4 separate regions of the Homo sapiens genome follow, and all the other regions are linked to region 1. Evidence: chromatin loops called from intact Hi-C (ENCODE). Cell type or tissue: IMR-90. All regions are shown on one strand. Links, peaks and the distances in the headings refer to the core of each region. The heading gives the core; the rest is flanking DNA.

What was found. A loop is a pair of places that touch in the nucleus more often than their neighbours do. Peaks named below come from ENCODE experiments on the same cell type or tissue, not always from the same donor. Only the 100,000 strongest peaks of a DNase experiment are listed, where the experiment ranks them.
Region 2: it touches region 1 in a loop (10-fold over the local background); 6 of 110 quality-filtered maps call a loop at or near these places.
Region 3: it touches region 1 in a loop (6-fold over the local background); 2 of 110 quality-filtered maps call a loop at or near these places.
Region 4: it touches region 1 in a loop (15-fold over the local background); 11 of 110 quality-filtered maps call a loop at or near these places.

The regions. Positions count from the first base shown.
Region 1 is chrX:22,133,658-22,138,657 of GRCh38, reverse strand. All of the region lies in intron 12 of PHEX (phosphate regulating endopeptidase X-linked), which reads right to left. Among named protein-coding and RNA genes, the nearest start is that of PHEX-AS1, 37 kb to the left of the region's middle. In IMR-90, for the core only: a CTCF peak has its summit at 2,553 (motif pointing left); DNase peaks (open chromatin) are centred at 2,557 and 3,727; H3K27ac peaks cover 1,959 bases; H3K27me3 peaks cover 143 bases.
Region 2 is chrX:23,613,763-23,619,558 of GRCh38, reverse strand. No RefSeq gene overlaps it. Among named protein-coding and RNA genes, the nearest start is that of PRDX4, 51 kb to the left of the region's middle. In IMR-90, for the core only: a CTCF peak has its summit at 3,001 (motif pointing right); no DNase peak of the experiment used is centred there.
Region 3 is chrX:23,006,272-23,012,067 of GRCh38, reverse strand. The region is part of intron 3 of PTCHD1-AS (PTCHD1 and PHEX antisense RNA); the gene reads left to right. Among named protein-coding and RNA genes, the nearest start is that of DDX53, 9.2 kb to the right of the region's middle. In IMR-90, for the core only: a CTCF peak has its summit at 3,474 (motif pointing right); no DNase peak of the experiment used is centred there.
Region 4 is chrX:23,551,985-23,556,984 of GRCh38, reverse strand. No RefSeq gene overlaps it. Among named protein-coding and RNA genes, the nearest start is that of PRDX4, 110 kb to the left of the region's middle. In IMR-90, for the core only: a CTCF peak has its summit at 2,488 (motif pointing right); no DNase peak of the experiment used is centred there.

The sequences.
Region 1 (5,000 bases), core at 1-5,000:
AAGGTATCAAGGGGAAGTGACAGCCAGATGCAGAGTTGGGATTAGTAAGGAAGGAAGAGGAAGACTTGCCACAAGGCTGCAAGACAGGGTGTGGGAACACCACAGAGGAAGAGAGAAAGGGGCAGAGTAGGCACTTCCCAAGTAAGGCACCCTCACATGTCATGTTTGAGCTCCCCTAGACTCCCAGGACCCCTTTCGTCTCCATCACGTTACCTAACACTTCTCCTGGTCTGCCCTGCATCCATGGCCTCCTGTTCTCTCCTAGGAGCCTGAAGGCCCCCGCAGAAAAGGGACTGTGGCTGCTCATCTCTGAGTCCGAATCCCGGCTCAGCACCTGGCATGCTGTTGGTGTGCTAGAAATGTTTGTGGCATTGAGTCTGCTGAAGCAGTGCTAGCAACCAGACTCGGTGAAATGTGCTGTTGCCTTACAGGCAAGGAAGCACTGGGAAAGCGTATACCCCCAGGGGCTGTGTCCTAGTTGGGAATCCCCCAGAAACAGACTCTAAGACAAGGATTCAAGTGCGAGCAGTTCATTTGGGCAGCAAAAGAAACACTGGTAGGAGAAAGAGGAAATATGTAGAGAAAGAAAGGCAGTCAGCAACGAGTATCTTAGCTAGTATAATAGCTCTAGCCCATTGGAAAAGCTCCCAGAGCCCATGTGGAACACGCACTAGAGGGATGAGGGAGCGGGGGCCACACACAGCAACTCCCATCAACTGTTGGGTGAGGACTTCTGAGGAAGGTGTGGTCATTCCCCGTCCTTTGGGCCCTCTTTATGAGTAGCAAAGCAGGCTGTAGCAGGGAGAGAATGCTCTTGGCCAAAATGCAGGAGGCTGCAGTTGGAAGTCAGGCAGGTGTGCTGTGAAGTGGTAAGGACAAGACAGGGGTTCCCAACCCTTTTCACGCAGCAGAATCACCAGGTAAAACACAAGGCACTGAGCCCTACTCCCAGAGCTCAGCAGGTGGGGATGTGAAAATTTGCATCTCTAATGAGTTCCCAGGGACCACTGCTGCTACTGGTCTGGAACCACACCTTGAGAACCACCAGGCTCCGGATATAAGCAGAGCCCTGACCGCATACCTGGGAGAAGTCCAGTACCTAGGCCTGGTAGAGCTTAGAGACAAAGCCAAAGAAGTGGGCTACACCTCTGTTTCGCCCTCTGCAAGAAAACTCTCACCACCTCACTCAAAGCCTGTGTGTGAGAGTCACATGCCAATAAATTTAGGACCATTCAGCCGACTTCTCTGCACCTGCTGTGGCCAAGGTTAAGGCCACTCCCTCAGAGCATCATTAGGATGCCACCTCCCTGTGAGTCCCATCCTGCTATTTTTCTTTGGATGTGACCTGACAAACTTAGGTCCCAGGGGCAAAGAGCACAAACAAACAAATAATTCCGAAGGGATCCAGCTTTTTGGCTATATAGTCAAATCCAGCTGGAGATAAGCCAAGCTCAGGAAGTTGCTCCTCCTGATCTGACGCTCTCCTGCCAGGTCTCAGTCAGAATCCTGATGTAGCGACCTTGAGATCCTCCTCTTCTACTCTGGCAAGGGCAAATCCTCCAGAAGACACCCCTAAAATCATTATTTTATCACCTGACACTCATTCAACAGCTGTGGTCACCAGAAAAATAACAGATGCCCTGTCCTTTGCTGCTTATTTACAATAAGAGCACATGCTTGCAGGGAACAGAGAATCCTAAACAAAAAGCGGTGCTTATTTCACGATACTAAATTTCCACTTGAAACCTACACCATCAGTTTCACAATACAAAAACTACTCGTGACCTCTTAAGAGATGAGCAGGAAAAGGCAGGGAGACAGAGAAAACAAATTTACCCTTCACGGGAGCAGAGGCATCCTCATTTATCTTTTACAGTGAACACCCCTAGCAAAGAGTACAACAAAGCCACATCCACACACTTCCATTTTGAGACGAGGTCATTGCTACAAAAGCCAAGGTATTAGGCCTCAGAACACTGCAGCTTTCTGTACCTGCCCGGTTCAGGAGGTCGGTCACTATGGAATGCTGAGGTTAACACTTCTTAGGAGGCTCTGTAATTAGCTGCGGTCCAGAGCTTCATGGTGAGGGAAAGAAAAGCTTCTCCCTTTCACAAATCAGAACATTTTTCCAGCTTTCCCAATGGGTTGCCAAGTGACTCAGCATTGGCCCAGTGTGGGCACTATTATTGATGAGAAATCTTCCGCCTGGGTGATACACTGCATACAACACATGCCCAAAGAACAGTGCCAAGTCATACCAGGAAGAGCAGGCGAGTTATTCACCTCCACTTCAAATGCAGGCAAATCCTTTCTTAATGCAGGGGCTACTCAGTATCAGAAAGACAAAACCCTAAGATAGTGGGAGATTTCCATCTAAGATTCAAGGAATTATTAGGCAAAGTCTCTCCTTTCTTGTTGACTATTAAAAGGCAATCAAATCGAGGACAGCAGAGAAAAAGGGCAAGAAATTTTTTTTTTTTCAAAAACAACGCCGGAGTAGAAAGCTGCATAAAAGCTTTCAACGCCGCTAGTGTTCTTTGTGAGTACCACGAGCTCCACCCAGAGGTCATTTTAAGAACTGCATGTTCATTTAATTTTGAGGGGAAAAAAAAAAAAAAAATTTACATCTTCTGGGGTCCAGGAAAGGACCCACTTCAAAGAACTGCTGAAATTGCTTCAACAACATCCATCTTTCTTGCATTTCGTTAAAGAAACTTCTCTGAACTCTGAAATGCAAGATACAGTCGGGGAACTTTGTGAGATCCAATTTGCCTTTGATATTTGTACCTGTCGTGGAACTAGCAGAGTTCCTGGCAGGTTGAACTCAGCTCAAAGAAAGCAGAGTGTTCAAAGAACGCTTTTAGAAGAAAAACTGACAGCTCTCATTGAAATAAAATAGAAGACTGGAGAGCAACTCGGGAGGCAAACAGGAACATGTCTAATATTAGAAGAACTGAGAATAGTCCTGCTTCAAGAAGGACCCATGGGCCACTTGCCGAGAAGGGCCAACTGTGAGGCACCCACTCCCTTATGCCACTCAGAAGAGCTCCCTGAGGCAACTGCAATCCACACTGCTCAAAGAACTGACTGCACTTCCCAGAACATTCCCCTGGCATCCAGCTATTCATAACACATTACCCCCAACACCTATACATACACACACACTCCACCCCACCCTCCACCCTGGTGGTCCTGTACTAATTCATGCAAGCACCTCTTCGGTTCATGTGGGGTCAGGCGAGGATAAAGAGCCCTTAATACACTAAGCGCTCAACTGCCCAGGGCAAGACACATCCTGTTCCACATACCACAAGCTAGCTCAGCAAATAAATGAAGCCTTCATAAAACAACAATATGTTGGTGTTGAAAGTTGTCTACCATCTGGAGAGTTTCCCATCACAGCCCATGTGCTCTTGCCTTCATCAGCCTGTGCCTTATGTGACTGAGGACAGCTTTGACAGATTTTTGAAGGGGAAACAAAAAATCAAACCTACTCTTTGTCTTCCTCCAACGCTGCCTTGCCACCCACCATCCCAGTTCTTCCTTCATTATAAACACTGAACAAACGCCTTTTCACATCTACTGACAAAAGTATCTATGGCAATGTTTATCCATCTCCAGTACCATGAGTTTAAAGCACTAGAAAATATCCTTGCTAAAACTCTACGTGTTCTCATTTCAACAAGGTTAAGCATTCCCAGAACGCTGAGGCAAAAATATTTGTGCTCAGTATGACTCAGTATGACTCCAGGCAGTGTTTCCCCAGACCTGCCTAGTGATAACAATCACCCGGAGACTGGCTAAAGTGACAGCTGTTCAGCCTGCATCCATGATCCATTAACCCAGGCCTTGCTGGGAAGGGGCCCAGAAAGCCAGAGCGTCCAGGCAACCCAGGTGATTGTTATACTCAGGAAGCTTTCAAAAATACCTCTAGATACAAGAAATGCTCAGCTGCAGAGAAGCATCCATCAAGAGTCTAGCAGGTATGCTCCACCCACTTGAATTCCAGCTCTATCAGAATCTCTGGAATTCAAAATGGATCCCATTCATTCATTCATTTATTCAGAGATGGAGTCTCGCTCTGTCACCCAGGCTGGAGTGCAGTGGCACGATCTCAACTCACTGCAACCTCCGCCTCCCAGGCTCAAGCGATTCTCCTGCCTCAGCCTCCCGAGTAGCTGGGACTACAGATGCATGCCACCACACCCGACTAATTTTTTTGTATTTTTAGCAGAGATGGGGTTTTGCCATGTTGGCCAGGCTGATCTCAAACTCCTGACCTCAAGTGATCCACCTGCCTCAGCCTCCCAAAGTCCTGGTATTACAGGCGTGAGCCACTGCACCCAGCCCGTTTTCTACTTTTAAACAGCATGGCTGTCAATACTTTTCTCCTTTGTTCCCTTATCGTGTCGCATAGTATCAGAAAATTTTACAAGGCCCAGCAAGTGTCCACTTCTATTAGGAAATACGTTTGTAGTCCTAAGCAATGGTAGAACACTGGTCTGCAGTTTATCAGTATACTATTTGGGTCATTTGTGCCAAATGATGGGTCGGGAAGGAGATATGCTTGGTTACAGGAAAGGATTTGCCCCAGGACATTTGCATGCATCATGCACAGAGCAGAAGGACATGTGGCCAATATGGGTTTTCTTCGTTTTGGTGTCTTAGGGGCTCTTGTTCCAGCTGCTCCCTGTGACTCCCCACTGCTCTGCATTCTGCCATATCCAGTGATGGTTTATGACACAATTCACCAGGCAGCAAGCCATGTGCCTCTTACAGACAGCAATTAGGAGAAAGGAAAGGCCGAATTACAAGGTATTTGAAAATGCAGTTCGAAAAATTCAGGTATTATTTTCTCTTACCTCCTGGTGAAACAAAAATCTATGTATTCATCCAAAAGCAGACAGCTAACTCTGGGGTCATTCAGAGTCAACAGTTCAGTCAATATAAAAACCAACTACACAGTCAATGTCAAGCATGAACATCCATTAAACCAGAAG
Region 2 (5,796 bases), core at 494-5,493, 1.5 Mb before region 1:
GCTTTCCTAAAATGGGAGAAATTGATTGCGAGAAGGAAGAGAGGAAACCTTATGGAGGCTGATATGGTTTGGCTGTGTCCCCACCCAAATCTCATCTTGAATTCCCATGTGTTGTGGGAGGGACGCGGTGTGAGGTAATTGAATCATGGGGGCAAGTCTTTCCTGTGCTGTTCTCGTGATAGTGAATAAGTCTCATGAGATCTGATGGTTTTAGAAAGAGGAGTTCCCCTGTACAAGCTCTCTCTTTGCCTGCTGCCATCCATGTAAGACATGACTTGCTATTCCTTGCCTTCTGCCATGATTGTGAGGCTTCCCCAGCCACATGGAACTGTAAGTCCAATCAAACCTCTTTCTTTTGTAAATTGCCCAGTCTTGGGTATATCTTTATCAGCAGTGTGAAAAAAAAAAAAAACAGACTAATACAGAGGCCCAGGATGTTTTGTAGGTAGATATACTTTAAGAAAACCTACATATGGAAGATGAGAAGGGAAATGTGTTTCATTAGGACTCTGTGCCCATGTAGCTTTAGGAAAGTGTCCTTGCAGGATTGGGATCCTGATCTAAGTCAGAGAACCACTGTACTCTTTACAGCTATCCTTTGGCATAGTGTGGGAGAATAGGAGAGACTAGGAGAAATCAGAGAAATAGGGGAATGTAGGAGAGAAGGGGAGGAAGAGTGGACAAAGGTGAATACTGGAAAGTGGTGATGGATAAAGTGAGGGAAAGCCACTGTTCCTTTGCCTCCCATTGTAGGAATTGCCAATGTGCATGCAGACCCTTCCACATATATGACTGCTTTCAGATCACTCTGAGCCTGAATGCTCCTGGTTATTGTCAGAGAGAAATTTTACTGGGTCACCTCCAGTGTGAAGTTGTCCCTGAGTTTTCAAGCCTGGGTACTTTTTATTGTGAGTTTTCTCAAGGAGTCTGTTTTGTATATTTAAAGGTCCCTTAAGAAGACTTGGTGTTTATATACCTTTGATTTTACCACAGCTTCTGGAATCATGTCAATTGGAACTCACTATACTGGGGAGCCCTGCAGATTGATGGACACCAGTTTTTGCATTTGTACTCGATTTTTCCATCGTAATGTGACATGGTGGGATTTAGATGTTTTCTTTCATAATTTTGAAGGCCTTATAAAATACTAGAAATATATGTTTGTGGATAGCTGAGAAGTCATAATGTTTCATAATCTCTTGCCTCATGGTATCCTTAGTACACACCTATATGACTCTCCTGCGGTCCTCACTATGACTTCTGGGTTATCATAAACCTTGGAGCATAGTCAGATTGGAATTTTATCACTGTTTGTTCATTAGAATTCCTGTTGAAATATGTCAACTGGGTCAAAAGAAAGTAGTTTATTATTTTTCTTTTTCCCTGTGAAAACTGGCTTAGAGACCTGTTCTTTCCATGTTTGGGAAGAAAGCTAAGGTGGGTCCCATAGTTTTTCTGGTTATTCTTACATAGCGAAGTGTCCTGAGCCACTTTCAACTGTAAGAAACCTGCCTATTTCAGTATAATAATCAAAACCTCAATTCATGAATCTTGGGGACTGATCTTTCAGCCCCAGGTGCATATGTTCTTTCTGCATCTGCACCCCAGTTGACTGCTCATTCTCTTTCCCCTGATGAGATCCCCACAGTGGGAAAGACTTAGGGAGAAGAACACACACTGGCATATTTGGCAAAGACATAGTATGATCTGGGGGCTCTGAGATATGGAGGAAATCACGAACTGATGATGTTAGGAAGCACTTTTCCTTTCTTCAGATACCTCAGATTTTATATTCCTGCCACATGCAATGCCTTCACTGTGACTTATCACTTAGAGTCCTTCTCAATCCCAAGGACTTTGTGAGCTCTAATTCTGTTGGGGTCTTTCTTCCTCTGCAGGCAGTTCTCTTGAGTGGCTTCCTTATGAAGTACTTATCAGGCCTCTCTTTTTCCCAGGATGACATGTTGACCCTGGAAATCAACATCCTTCTTTTGTAATTGGTGGAATTGCTTGTTCTCTCACAAGTCGTACTCTTAGTGTCCCCTTTCCAGGAATATCTCCAGCCACAGCCTCTTGATTTTCACTGTGTGAGTCAGACACTAGTTCCTGTGTCTCTCAACCTTCATGGGCATCAGTCAGGCTTTCTGAAGCTCTTTGTCAATGGTTTGTGGCAAAGGGGCACAAACCATTGACCCTCCCTCATGAATATAGGCAGAATGTCCAGCACACTGACAAAACTCTAAAAATTCTTTTTCTCTCTCTTCTACCTCAACTATTTTATATTTCTGACATGGCTTAATGGGCTAATGCTGGCAGAAACTCGTTCTATTTATTTGCTAGGTGGTCGGCAGCTCACTTTAGAATACAGGAGTTTTTTTTTTTTGAGACAGAGTCTCAGATTGTTACCCAGGCTGGAGTGCAGTGGCAAGAATATGGGAATATTTGATATGTCTTGCCCTTTGGAAACTGTATTGATTTTCTAGAGTTGCCATAAGAAAGTACCAAAATGTGGAGGCTTAAACAACAGAAATTTTTTGTTTCACACATCTAGGCCTAGAAATCCCCTGAAATTCAATGAAAATGTTGGCAATATTGGTTGTAAGGGAATTCAGGGAAGGTTGTGAGGGAATAATCTGTTCCAGGCCTCTTTCCTTGGCTTGTAGTTGACTGTCTATATGTTCACATGTGTTTTCCATATATATGTGCCTGTGTCCAGATTGATTCTTCTTATAAGGACACTGGTCATGTTGGATTAGGGCTACTTTAGTGACCTCATTTTAACTTGACTACATCTTTAAAACCCTTTCTCCAAATAAGGATACATTCTGAGGAACTGGTTGCTAAGGATGAACATATGAGCTTCTTCTTTTTGGTAGGGGGTACATAATTCAATCCATAACAGAGCTTCTGCCGAGTTTCTTTCCTGAGAGGGTATGTATTCAACATCTTATTTATTAGTGCAGGCTTTCAGGAACGTGCCTTTACTCTGAGTGGCCACAAGAGGGATCCTAGTCCCTAGGATTTTGTAATGTATCCCTCCGTTGTGTGCTCCCTTTTCTTAAAAGAACCCCTCTTAAAAAAAAAATACAACTTTATTTATTTTATTTTTAAAATATAATTTTAACTTTTATTTTAGATTTAGGGGGTACATGTGCAGGTTTCTTACATGGATATATTGCGTGATGCCGAGGTTTGAGGTATGATTGATCCTGTCACCCAGGTAGTGAGCATGGTACCCAATAATTAGTTTTTAAACCCTTGCCCTGCTTCCCTACTTCTAATAGTCCCCATTGTCTATTGTTGTCATCTTTATGTCCGTGTATACCCAATGTTTAGCTCCCAATTATAAGTGAGAACATGTGGTATTTGGGTTTCCATTTCTACGTTAATTCACTTAGGATAATGGCCTCCAGCTACATCCATGTTGTTGCAAAAGACATGATTTTGTTATTTTTTATGGCTGCATAGTATTCCATGTGTATGTATACCACATTTTCTTTTTCCAGTCTACTGTTGATGGGCACAGAGGTTGATTCCATGTTTTTGCTGTTGTGAATAGTGCTGTGATGATCATGCAAGTGCCCTTGTCTTTTTAGTAGAATGATTTATTTTCCTTTGGATATATACCCAGTAATTGGATTGCTGGGTCAAATGGTAGCCCTGTTTTAAGTTCTTTGAGAAATCTTCAAGCCTCTTTTCTTTGGATTGTTTGTAACTGAAAGAATAAATGCTTGAGGGGGTGAAGAAAAAAGAATACTCTTAGACTTTGCTTCATGTTTGGATTCACTGACAGTGATACCAGGTTTACAGGAAAAAAGTACTCATCTTGGGAAGCTACCTGGGATGTCTGCTGGACCATTTATGCCCTGTATAATAGGTAGCAGGTACTATTGAAAGATGGCTTGGATTCTTAAATAATATATTGAAAAAGAGGTATAGACTACTAATGATCAGCTCCCAGTGGAACACCTGGTTAAGAAAGTCAGATTGGGCTTGAGTTCCTTCTGGTAATTTGCTAGAAGGTTACCTTCCATTTAATTAGAATGTTTGATTATGTATTTTTGGAAGAAGGGAGAACCAGACTCATGATGAGAACCAGATTCATGATGGTAGAGAATATGCATACCACATTGACAATTATCACTTAAACATTTTATATTCTTTCCAATGAAACTTTTTTTTTTTTAACCTTTGGCCATAAGATAATGCCAGCAGAACCAGTTATGGTCTTTTTCTTTGCAAGATGGCCTGTCTCCTCAATGTACAATATAGTTATACTGGGCATTTAATGATTCACCCTTTGGATCTTTGTCATATCTCTTGCATGACAGGATATGTTGCTTTCAACATCCTGTTCAATGCAGATGTTTAAGAAGGTGTCTGACTAACTGAATCTTCAGTCACTACTCTTTTTAAATTTGTGCAAATTTATGGGATACATGGGAAATTTAACCATTATATATTATGCATACTAATAAAGTCAGGGTATTTAAGGTGTCCATCACTCAAGTACAATACATTTTGTAAAGTATAGTTATCCTACTTTGCTACCAAGCACTGAATTTATTCCTTCTATCTTTTTTTTTTTTTTTTTTGAGGTGGAGTCTCGCTTTGTAGCCCAGGCTGGAGTGCAATGGCGCGACTTGGCTCACTGCAACCTCGGCCTCCCGGGTTCAAGCAATTCTCCTGCCTCAGCCTCCCGAGTAGCTGAGATTACAGGCATGCGCCACCACACCTGGCCAATTTTGTATTTTTAGTAGAGACGGGTTTTCACCATATTGGCCAGGCTGGTCTCAAACTCCTGACCTTGTGATCTGACTGCTTCGGCCTCCCAAAGTGCTGGGATTACAGGTGTGAGCCACTGCACCTGGCCTCCTTCCATCTTATTGTATGTTTGTACCCTTTAACCCAATTCTCTTCATCCTCCTCTCTTCCCTCCATTCATCCTTCTTAGTCTCTGTTATCTATTTTTCCACTCTATACCTCCATGTATTCAAATTTTTTAGCTCCCACATGTAAATGAGAACATGTGATATTTGGCTTTTTTCCCCTGGCTTATTTCACTTAAGATAATGACCTCTAGTTCCATCCGTGTTGCTACAAATGACATAATTTAATTTTTTAATGACTGAATAATATTCCATTGTGTATATATAACACATTTTATTTATCAGTTTATCCACCGGTGGACACTTAAGGTGATTCCATATCTTTGCTATTGGATAGTGCTACGATAAACATGCACATACAGGTATGTACACGTATCTCTTTGATACATTGATTTCTTTTCCTTTGGGTAGATATGCAGTAGTGGGATTGTTGGATTAAATGGTAATTCTATCATTAGTTTTTTTGAGAAATCTGCATACTGTTTTCCACAGTGGCTGTACTAGTTTACATTCCCACCAAAAGCATATAAGTGTTCCATTTTCTCTGCATCTTTGCCAACATCTGTTTTTTTGTATGTGTCTTTTTATTAATGGCCACTCCGACTGGGATAAGATAATCTCTCATTGTAGTTTTGTGATATGGTTTGGCTGTGTACCCCACCCAAATCTCATCTTGAATTCCCACATGTTGTGGGATGGACCTGGTGGGAGGTAATTGAATCATGGGGACAGATCTTTCCTGTGCTGTTCTCATGATAGTGTATAAGTCTCACAAGATCTGATGGTTTTGAAAAACGGAAGTCTCCCTGCACAAGCTCTCTCTTTGCCTGCTGCCACCTATGTAAGACGGGACTTGCTCCTCCTTGCCTTCCACCACGATTATGAGGCTTTCCAGCCACTTGGAACT
Region 3 (5,796 bases), core at 378-5,377, 870 kb before region 1:
ACTGCAGTCTTTCTTCAGATCATTTCTTACTTTTCTTTTATTGTTGTCATGGTTCTGTAGTTTACTAAATGCCACGTGAGCAGATATCCAACCAAACCATTTAGACTAATATTTTATTTTATTTTATTTTATTTTTTTTTGAGACGGAGTCTCACTCTGTCGTCAGGCTGGAGTGTAGTGGCACGATCTCAGCTCACTGCAACCTCTGCCCTCCGAGTTCAATCGATTCTCCTGCCTCAGCCTCCCGAGTAGCTGGGATTACGGGCGCCTGCCACTGCACCTGGTTAATTTGTTGTATTTTTTAGTAGATACCGGGTTTCACCTTCTTGGCCAGGCTGGTCTTGAACTCCTGACCTCGTGATCTACCCGCCTTGGCCTCCCAAAGTGCTGGGATTACAGGCGTGAGCCACTGCGCCCGGCTAGACTAATATTTTAAAAAGGACTTGTGAAAAGTCTGATTACTCAGTGATTGTAATTCTCTCATTTTAAGCTTTCAGTTTACCATGCGGGTTTCTCTAGTGCTAGAAAGCTGCAGAGACGCTTAAGGCCCGAGAAGAAGAGTGGTAAAAACATTGCATAGTGTGAAAAATACCTTTACAGGGTTCTTATTTTGCTGTAAACTGAGATGTCTGTGTGCTTTGCCTAATAATGTCTTTCTCATCTCTCCTATATTTCTGTGTACTCTAGGTCGCTTCTTCATTGAATCTATAATTTTCAGCACAGAGATAGCAAGCTCTACTTACTCACTTTTTGAATGTGGGAAAGTTATGCAACCTCTCTGAGCATTAGTCTCCTCATCTGTAAAATAAGATAAAAGTGTCCCTTTTATGTGGGTGCCTTGTGTAAAAGACACAAACAACATATATTATTTCTTATTATAAGGTGAGGTGTAGGCCAACAATTGTCAACAGACAAAACAAGTAACAGAAATAGAAAAGTTTACTTTTGCTCAATGAAAATAAAATAATGTACTTATTTTCATTCAGCTATTTACTGTGCTCCTACTATGTTCGAGGCATTGTTTTTAGCACTTAAGATGCAGTGTTAGCATGGACACACAGAGGGGAACAACACATACTGGGGCTTTTTGGAGGGTGGCGTGTGGGAGGAGGGAGAGGATCAAGACAAATAACTAATAGGTACTAGGCCTAATACCTGGGTGATGAAATAATCTGTACAACAAACTCCCATGACACAAGTTTACCCATGTAACAAACCTGGCACTTGTAACCCTGAACTTAAAAGTTAAAAAAAAGATGCAGTGTTAGAAAAAAGATATCTCCTATTAGTGGCATTTACATTTAAGTGGGGGAAAGACAAGAGATGCTTGTATTTTAAATACCCTCAGATACAATGCCTGTTGAATTAATTTCTGCAGTCATTTAATTATTCATTAAGTTACTTTTGAAGCAGTTATTCAAAAGTTATGCTTGACGTTTTTATTATAATAAAAGTAACATTGTTTTATAGAAATTTTAGAAAATAAGGTAAATATTAAAACCATCTAGTGGCCAGGCGCGGTGGCTAACGCCCATAATTCCAACACTTTGGGAGGCCGAGGTGGGTGGATCACTTGAGGTCAGGAGTTTGAGGTCAGCCTGGCCAACATGGTGAAACCCCGTCTCTACTAAAAATACAAACATTTGCCTGGTGTGGTGGTGTGCACCTGTAATCCCAGCCCCTGGAGAGGCTGAGGTAGGAGAATTGCTTGAACCTGGGAGGTGGAGGTTGCAGTGAGCTGAGATCACGCCACTGCACTCCAGCCTGGGCGACAGAGTGAGACTCCATCTCAAAAACAAAACCATCTATAATCCCATAATGTAGAAAACCATGGTTAGTGTGTGTGTCTATGTGTGTCCATTTCATTTGCTTTTGTTTATATAGATATATGGACCAATGTAGTTTTCTAAAAACAATCGAGATCATTTTATAAACTGCTTTTCCTTATATTTTAAAATATTTGTTAAGAACATGATTTCTGCTATTCCAAATCAAGAACAGATATGCTACAATTTAACTAGTATCATATCATTGGACCTTGAGGATTAAAAAAAATTATGTTAATTAACACTATGATAAATAGCCTTGTTTATAAATACTGGTATGTATATCTGATTATCTCTTTGGGATAAATGTCTGGAAGTAATATTACTGAGCCAAAGGCTGTTAAACATATACAGATTATACGTATAATCTCAACTGTCCCTTCACAGAATAGAATTAAATCGAATTTTAATTTATCAGTGTTTATTTCCCTGCATCCTTTGTAGCATTAGACCCTTAAAAAGAACCTTAACCCAATTTGTTAGAGAAAAGTTACATATTGGTTTAATTTTAATTCCTTTGATTATAAAGAAGTCAAGCACTTTTTAATATATATGTTGTTCACTTGTCTAGTGAGTTGCCTTTTACATTTCAGCCCATATTTATTCATCTTTTACTTTTTCTTTGTAAAAAGCTCCATATATAAAATATAAATAACTATGATCATATTATATATTTTAAATTATTTTTCTGGTGTTTCCTTTGCCTTTGATGATATTTTCAACATTAAGAAGATTTTCATTTTTACTTTATCAAACCTATTCATATTTACTTTTAATTTTCTGTGGTTGCTTTACTGTTTTAAAATTATTTTCCACATTGATATCAGAAATTATTTCTCTCTATAAACTTGATGTTCTTTTGTTTTTTATAAAAGCAATAATCTTGTGGGAATTATTTTCTAACAGTAAGAGTTTTTTGGTTGATCAATTGTCCTGCTATATATTATGTATTTTTCATTTATTTATTTTACTTATTTGGTTTGGAATAGATTTTTCTTTCTTCACTGATTTAAAACGGTCTACCTTTATTGCCTACTAGATTCCTATGCAGATAGTGTAAATGTCAACATTATTCTTTGATAACAAGAACTGTAACTGCAGAAGTTTTGGAATGAAGGAGAGTAGATAGGAACTTAGGGAAGATATGGCACTTTGGCTGGACCCAGAAAGATAAAGGTGATTTGTCTTGGCAGAGAGGAAAGAGAAAGGGCATTCCAAATGGGGGAAAACAGCTTGAGCAACACCCAGAATAGTTAACAAGTATTATATATAGTAGGTGATGGGAGAGGGAAGGTGGAAGGGACCTAATATTTGTTGAATGCCTACTGAATGTGAGTCACCATGCTAAGAATCTTATGCACAACTCTGAGGTCAGCTGAATCCTCGTACTTTGAGTCCTGTGTATATTCAGAGCTTTGCTTTCCATCTGTCCCAATTTGTATGTAGAACTAAGTATTTCTTTGAATTTCTGAAACACAGTTTACTTACACAAAAACTTCACTGGTCAATCAATGCAATCAGTTTCTTGACCTCAACACTGTATGTTCTGGACTGAAAAATCCATTGTTTTAAGTTACTGTGCTGTGCATTTTAAGTTGTTTATCCTTGACTTCTACCCAGTAGATGCCAGTAGCAATGCTGCCCCCTAGTAGGGACAACTAAAATTGTCTCCAGACATTGCCAAATGTCCCTTAGGGAGCAAAATCAACTCCAGCTGAGAAATACAGATTATACCAAAGAAAGGAAAGTTAGTGGAGGGTTTTTTTTTTTTTTAACAGAGTCTTGCTCTGCCACCCAGGCTGGAGTGCAGTGGCGCCATCTCAGCTCACTGCAACCTCCGCCTCCTGGCTTCAATCGATTCTCCTGCCTCAGCCTCCTGAGTAGCTGGGATTACAGGCACCCGCCACCACGCCTGGCTAATTTTTTGTATTTTTAGTAGAGATGGGGGTTTTACCATATTAGTGAGGCTGGTCTCGAACTCCTGACCTCAGGTGATCCACCCGCCTCTACCTCCCAAAGTGCTGGGATTACAGGCGTGCATCACCATGCCCAGCCAGTGGAGGATTTTGTATTGCGCAGTGCACAACAAATGAATATCCTCTTTTTGTTTTCCTTCATAAAGTCCCTTCTTGGCTTCTCTACACCTAGGTTTGCGCTTTTATTTTTGCTTAATCCATTGCAAGGTTTCTCAACTGTGGCACTACTGACATTCAGGCCAGATAATTCTTTGTTTTAGGGAGCTCTCCTATGAATTGTGGGATGTTTAGTGGCATCCTCCGACTATACCCAGGAGATACCAGTACCACCACCATCACCCCCAGTTATGACGACTGATATGGTTTGGTTGTGTCCCCACCCAAATGTCATCTTGAATTGTAGCTCCCATAATTCCCATATGTCGGGGAAGGGACCTGGTGAGAGGTAATTGGATCATGGGGCGGGTCATTCCTGTGCTGTTCTTGTGATAATGAATAAGTCTCATGAGATCTGATGGTTTTATAAAGGGGAGTTTCCCTGTACAAGCTCTCTTGCCTGCTCACCACATAAGACTTGCCTTTGCTCCTCCTTCACCCTCTGCTATGATTGTGAGGCCTCCTCAGCCATGTGGAACTGTGAATACATTAAACCTCGTTTTCTTTATAAATTACCCAGTCTTGGGTATTTCTTCATAGCAGTATGAAAATGGACTAATACAGTAAATTGGTACCAGTAGAGTGAGGTGCTGCTGTAAAGATACCCAAAATATGGAAATGACTTTGGAACTGGGTAACAGGCAGAGGTTGGAACAGTTTGGAGGGCTCAGAAGAAGACAGGAAGATGTGGGAAAGGTTTGGAACTTCCTAGAGTCTTGTTGAATGGCTTTGACCGAAATGCTGATAGTGATATGGACAATAAAGTCCAGGCTGATGTGGTCACAGATGGAGATGAGGAACTTGTTGGGAACTGGAGCACAGGTGACTCTTGCTATGTTTTAGCAAAGGGACTGATGGCATTTTGTCCCTACCCTAGAGATCTGTAGAACTTTGAACTTGAGAGATATAATTTAGGGCATCTGGCAGAAGAAATTTCTAAGCAGCAATACATTCAAGAGGTGACTTGGGTGCTGTTAAAAACATTTAGTTTTATTCATTCAGAAAGATATGGTTTGGAATTGGAACTTACATTTAAAGAGGAAGCAGAGCATAAAAGTTCAGAAAAATTGTATACTGATGATGTGATAGAAAAGCAAAACCCACTCTCTGAGGAGAAATTCAAGCCAGCTGCAGAAATTTGTATAAGTAATGAGGAGCCAACTGTTAATTCCCAAGACAATGGGGAAAATGACTCCAGAGCATGTCAGAGGTCTTCATGGCAGCTTCTCCCATCAGAGATCTGGAGCCTAGGAGGACAAAATGGTTTCATGGGCTGGGTCTAGTGTTCCCCTGCTGTGTACAACCTAGGGATTTGGTGCCCTTCGTCCCAGCCATGCCACCTGTGGCTGAAAGGGACCGACATAGAGCTTGGGCTGCAGCTTCAGAGGTTGCAAGCCTCAATCCTTGGCAGCTTCCACGTGGTGTTGAGCCTGTGGGTGCACAGAAGTCAAGAATTGAGGTTTGGGAACCTTTGCCTAGGTTTCAGAGGATGTATGGAAACACCTGGATGCCCAGGCCGAGATGTGCTGCAGGGGCAGGGCCCTCAAGGAGAACCTCTGCTAGGGCAGTGCATAAGGGAAATGTAGGGTGGGAGCCCCCACACAGAGTCCCCACTAGAGCACTGCTTAGTGGAGCTGTGAAAAGAGGACCAACATCCTCCATACCCCACGATGGTAGATCCACCAACAGCTTACACCGTGCACCTGGAAAAGCCACAGAGACTCATTTCGAGCCCATGAAAGCAGCCGGGAGAGGGGGTATACTCTGCAAAGCCACAGGGACAGAGCTGCCCAAGACCATGGGAACCCACCTCTCGCATCAGCGTGACCTGGATGTGA
Region 4 (5,000 bases), core at 1-5,000, 1.4 Mb before region 1:
GCAATTTGCCACCTTCTACCTATTTCCTAATGCCCTTTTGTCTCTGTCCAGCTGGAGAATGTGATGGCTTTTAACCTTTAGACCTAGCTCGTCTCAGTTACTGTAAACATGAGTTCCAAACCTGATTCTCATCCCCATCAGAGGGCATTTGGAATTAATATATGTTTCTTCCTGGTTTCAGGTCTTCCTGGAACCAGATTAAGAGCACCCACTGAGCCATGTGTCCCAGCCTTCAACAAGGATGGCCTGTTCTAATTCCTGGTTTGCATAAAAAGTCTTCTTAGGGGCTGAGCCGCCCTATTCTGCATGCTAGGCTGCTTAGTTAAGGTCCTAAGAATCTGCCTAGAGCCCACCCTTGCCAATCTTCCCTTGCCCTGTAGCCATATGTCTGTCCTCTGTTATGCTTAGACCCAGGCTTACAACCCCGCTCCTGAGCCAAGAAGATGCTATGTGTCAGACTCTACCCATCATGTACAAATCCTTGATTATTGGTATCTATGTGGGTAGAGGACTTTTTGGACTGTGACAATTGGGCTATAGATCACACCTTGAGAGCCCAAATCTCCTAGGCACTACCTAATCCTTGTTTACCTCACTTTCCCTGATGAGTGGTCACTGGAATCTAGCATTCCTTACAGCTGTCCTGAGTAAAAGAAAATGCATCCTCTATCTGTTCAACCTGTCCTGGTGTAAACTTTCAGAGTTGAGTCATTTTTCTCTATTAATCTTACAATATCCTTTGATTAGGGAAACATCTCATGTGCTAGAACACTTTAATGTGTCATTGTGACCAATATTAAAAAAAATCTAAAGTTCACGTTGAATTTGATGACATAATCCATTGAAAACCATGTTTTATTTTGTAGAGAAAAGAAGGAAAAGGAATTAGAAAAACACATGTAGCTTTAGGCATAAATTAAAATTTTCATAGTAGCTCCTTTCTAATATTAGTATCTATTAAAATGTTAATTTGGCAAAACATGAGCCCCGAAAATAACTATCTTAATTTTCATATACTCACAAATGCTTAGATTTGTAATGTACTTTTATTCCAGTGACAGGTATTCTGACTGGCTTGGCGCATCAGGTATGGATCCGTAGATCTGAGTTTTGCTAAAAAAGTTTTCATATTAGAAAATATTGGAAATTAAAAGAGAATAAATTAATATTTGTACATAAAATCTTGGTCACCATTGGTGACTTTCTTCTTTCAAAGCTCAGAGATATATTTATGTCCAGCATTAACTTGTAGTCAGCAAATATTTATTGAGCAATTACTATTTGTGGGCATTGTTCTAGGTGTTGTAATACAGCAGTGAATAAAGCAAAGTCTCTGCTGTTATGTAATATTCCTGTGATGCCGTGATTATATATTAGGTTGGTGAACTGGGTGGGGTGGTGGGAGGGTAGCAAATGATGAACCAGGCATGGAACACTTCTTCTCTACTTGTCTTCTTAGCCAATGGCTTTCGATGGGATATGGTGCAGTAAGAATGTCTTAATTTGGGTTTTCCCAGAAGCAGACTGCAGCGTAAGAATGCAGTGCAAGTAGTTTATCTGGAGGTGAGGGAAACATTGCTAGGGGAGTAGGAAAGTGAGACTGGGAAGAGAAGGCAGCCAAAAGAGTCACCGTTGTGAGTGATTGGCACTTCGTCTTATGAGAAAACTCTAGGAAACAGAGCCTGTCTCCTGAGGGGATAGGAAGCTGGGATGTTTATGCATCATCTCTCATTAGTCTTGGCTGGGGGCTTCTGAGGGCAGGGTTAATCTAGGTCTGGCCTGCAGTGTGAGCAGCAAGGTGGTTTTTGGTGGCCTGAAAAAGTCCTCAGGCATGGCCGATAGGTTCTTGAAGTGGGAAATCAGATGGTATGCACTGAGTTGATAAGGATTGAAGTAAGAAGATGTGGGCTGGGCTACTGAGATGTTGAGGTAAATTTGTCTTTCCGTAGTGTATGAAATAGTGCTCCTGCTTTTTTTGTTTTTTTTTTTTTTTTTTTTTTTGAGACGGAGTCTCGCTCCGTCGCCAGGCTGGAGTGCAGTGGCAGGATCTCAGCTCACTGCAACCTCTGCCTCCCGGGTTCAAGCGATTCTCCTGCCTCAGCCTCCTGAGTAGCTGGGACTGTAGGCACGCGCCACCACGCCCGGCTAATTTTTGTAGTTTTAGTAGAGATGGGGTTGTTGTATGTTTAGTAGAGATGACCATGTTGGCCAGGATGGTCTCGATTTTTTTGACCTCGTGATCTGCCTGCCTCGGCATCCCCAAAGTGCTGGGATTACAGGCCTGAGCCAGTGCTCCAGGCTGCTGCTGCTATTTTAAAGCTAGAACTGATGCATGGCAAAAGCAAACTTAAATTATTCTAAGACTTTGTTAGATATGTAGTAAGGTAGAACGGTATGACACAGTGGATTAACTTTAACATTAGAATTTTCTCATATGGCTTAGTAAAGATACACTTGATAGAAGATGGAACATTGTTGGGCAAACACTAGATGGTGCTGTTCTTTAGGTAGAGAAGACAGTCTGCAACTAGATTTTGGTGCTGATCTATTATTATAGTTTAGCATACAATTTTAAAACAGTTGGGCTTCAATCGATCAAAAAGTGTTTACTGAACACCCATGAAGTGTCAGAGTTGATCCTGAAATAGAAAGGAAAATAGTATTAAGTCGAGAATGACAGCAAAGCACAAAACTGAAGCAGCAGCTTTCCAATTTAAATAGCCTGGATTTTTCCTTTCTTTAGAGAACTTAGAGAATTTATGTAGCATAAGAATTTTTTTTTATCCCCAAAGAACTTTGTATTAATGGAACAATATTTACTATCAGTTTTGATAATATTATTTCATGAATATTATATATCCAGTTACTAATTAAGTATATTTGCCATTTGACTTTACGATTAAATGTAAAAACATGATGTTTTCAGTAAAATGCTATTCTAATAAACTTCTAAAATATAACACCTTCTTGAACTTTCCCATGTTAAATCCCACTAGCTTTAATTACTCCAAACTTTTAGTATTACCCTGAGTAAATTTAGGGAGTCTTTACAGCAGTGCTTCTTAAACTTTAATGTGCATAATAGGCACCTGGGGATTTGATTAAAAATAAGATTCTGAGTCAGTGGGTCTGGGGTGGAGCCTGAGATTATGCATTTCTCACAAGTTCCCAGATGATGCTGATGCTACTGATCCACAGACAGCCCTTTGGGTAGATTTTTACTTGTAGATATGGTAATTGAGTTTTGCCATGGTTAGAAACATGTTTTAATTTTAATTTCCTGTAGGAGATTTTTCTGTGACTCTCTCTCTATCTTCAACTTCCTTTTCCCACATCTTCACCATGTTCTTATAATTTACTGTATATTGCATGCAGTAGTCACTAAATAGATGTAGATGATGGATGGGAGAAGAAACTTGCTCCATAAAACATGGAGTGTTGGATAGCTTTAATTTGTCCCTTCAGAGCCATTCTCCTCTTGTCTTCACCTTGTTCTCTGGCCTGGGATGCTAATCTGTATGAACTTCATCAAGGAGCTCTTATTTTCTCTGGCTTCCAGGTTGGTTTTGCTCATGGGGGCCCCAGTGATAGGTGAGAGAGAGATAGAGAGAGAGAGGAGAGTGAGATCAATTATTTATCCCTTGGCTCCCTCCCTGTAAGGTCACCTTGGGCTGTCTGAGAACGTTTACTGAAGTTCAGTAACCTTTTCAAGGTGTCCACTTGCATACTATTCTCTCCTTTTAGGTTCTGGAAACTACTCCTTTCCCTTTTTCCTTTGGGCCTAGGGTTTAGTAACTGCTCCTATATTATTAGCTCTGTGATACTTCTAGTTCCTTGGCATTTTGCCCATACTCCTTAAAAGAGTTCCTTTTTTAAAATAAATTCTCCTCAAGTTAACCTAATTTGAGTATGCCAACCTGTTGGGATGCTGACTGAAGCACTTGGTTACCAATGACTTCAGAAATATAAAAAGGTAAAATTTGCTTGAGCTGTAGGAAGACATAAAATAACACAATGTGATATACTTAGCACTTTTGTGGTGAGAACATTTAAAATCTATTAACAATTTCCAAGAAAATAATACATTATCATTAACTATAATTAACATGTTGTACAAGTTCTCTTGAACTTATTCCTCCTGTAATACGTGTTAATTACATTGATCTAGCCATTTCACAGTGTATACATCCATGTGTTTCAAAACGTACCGTACATGAAAATTATGTACAATTTAAAGCTGTCAAAGAAGCCAGGAAATTATGGAAAAAAATGTAAAAGACACAATTTGAGACATGTAGAAAAGGCTCAATTTTGACAAATAATTTTATTGCTTTACAATTCCAAGAACATGTCAGCACTGCATGACATTATCAACTCTGTTGGGGCAATGACTGAAATTTGGCTTAGGTTTTTCATTATCTTTGTGGTGTTTGAAATATTCAGGCAAATTTTGTTTCTCTTGTCAGTGTGGGTCAGAGTCCAAGTTAGATATAGCCAAGCAGGGGCTTCTGGCTCATTAGAGAATATTTCCCAGACTGCTGGTCTATATCCTCATTGCAATTGATGATGACAGACAACAGAAATAATAAACTTAACTTACTTTGAAAAACAACAGTAGTTATTGTCTTTCTTTGACTCATTCTTTTATCTGCACAGATTAGCTTTGCTGTTCTCTCATCTGAGTCCATTTAATATTGTGCATGTATATGGGAGTATAAAGGTTCTTAAATCTAAGTTTTTACTAGAGAAAAAGAGTTTTATTGTGGTCTGATTGTAGGAAATCTCACTTTATGTGAAATGTGCCCATAACCCTACTTAATTTGCACCTATTAAAATGTCAAAAAATGGTACATCTTGAATTTGACCTGGAATATTCCAGAGTGATAAAGTTTTTAGTCCTCTTAAGTGTGGCAGGGATTTTCTTCTTGGCTGCATTGATTCCTTCTCCATTTGAATGTAACCCTTGAGGCTGCAAACTCATTTTCCTAAATAAATGGTCA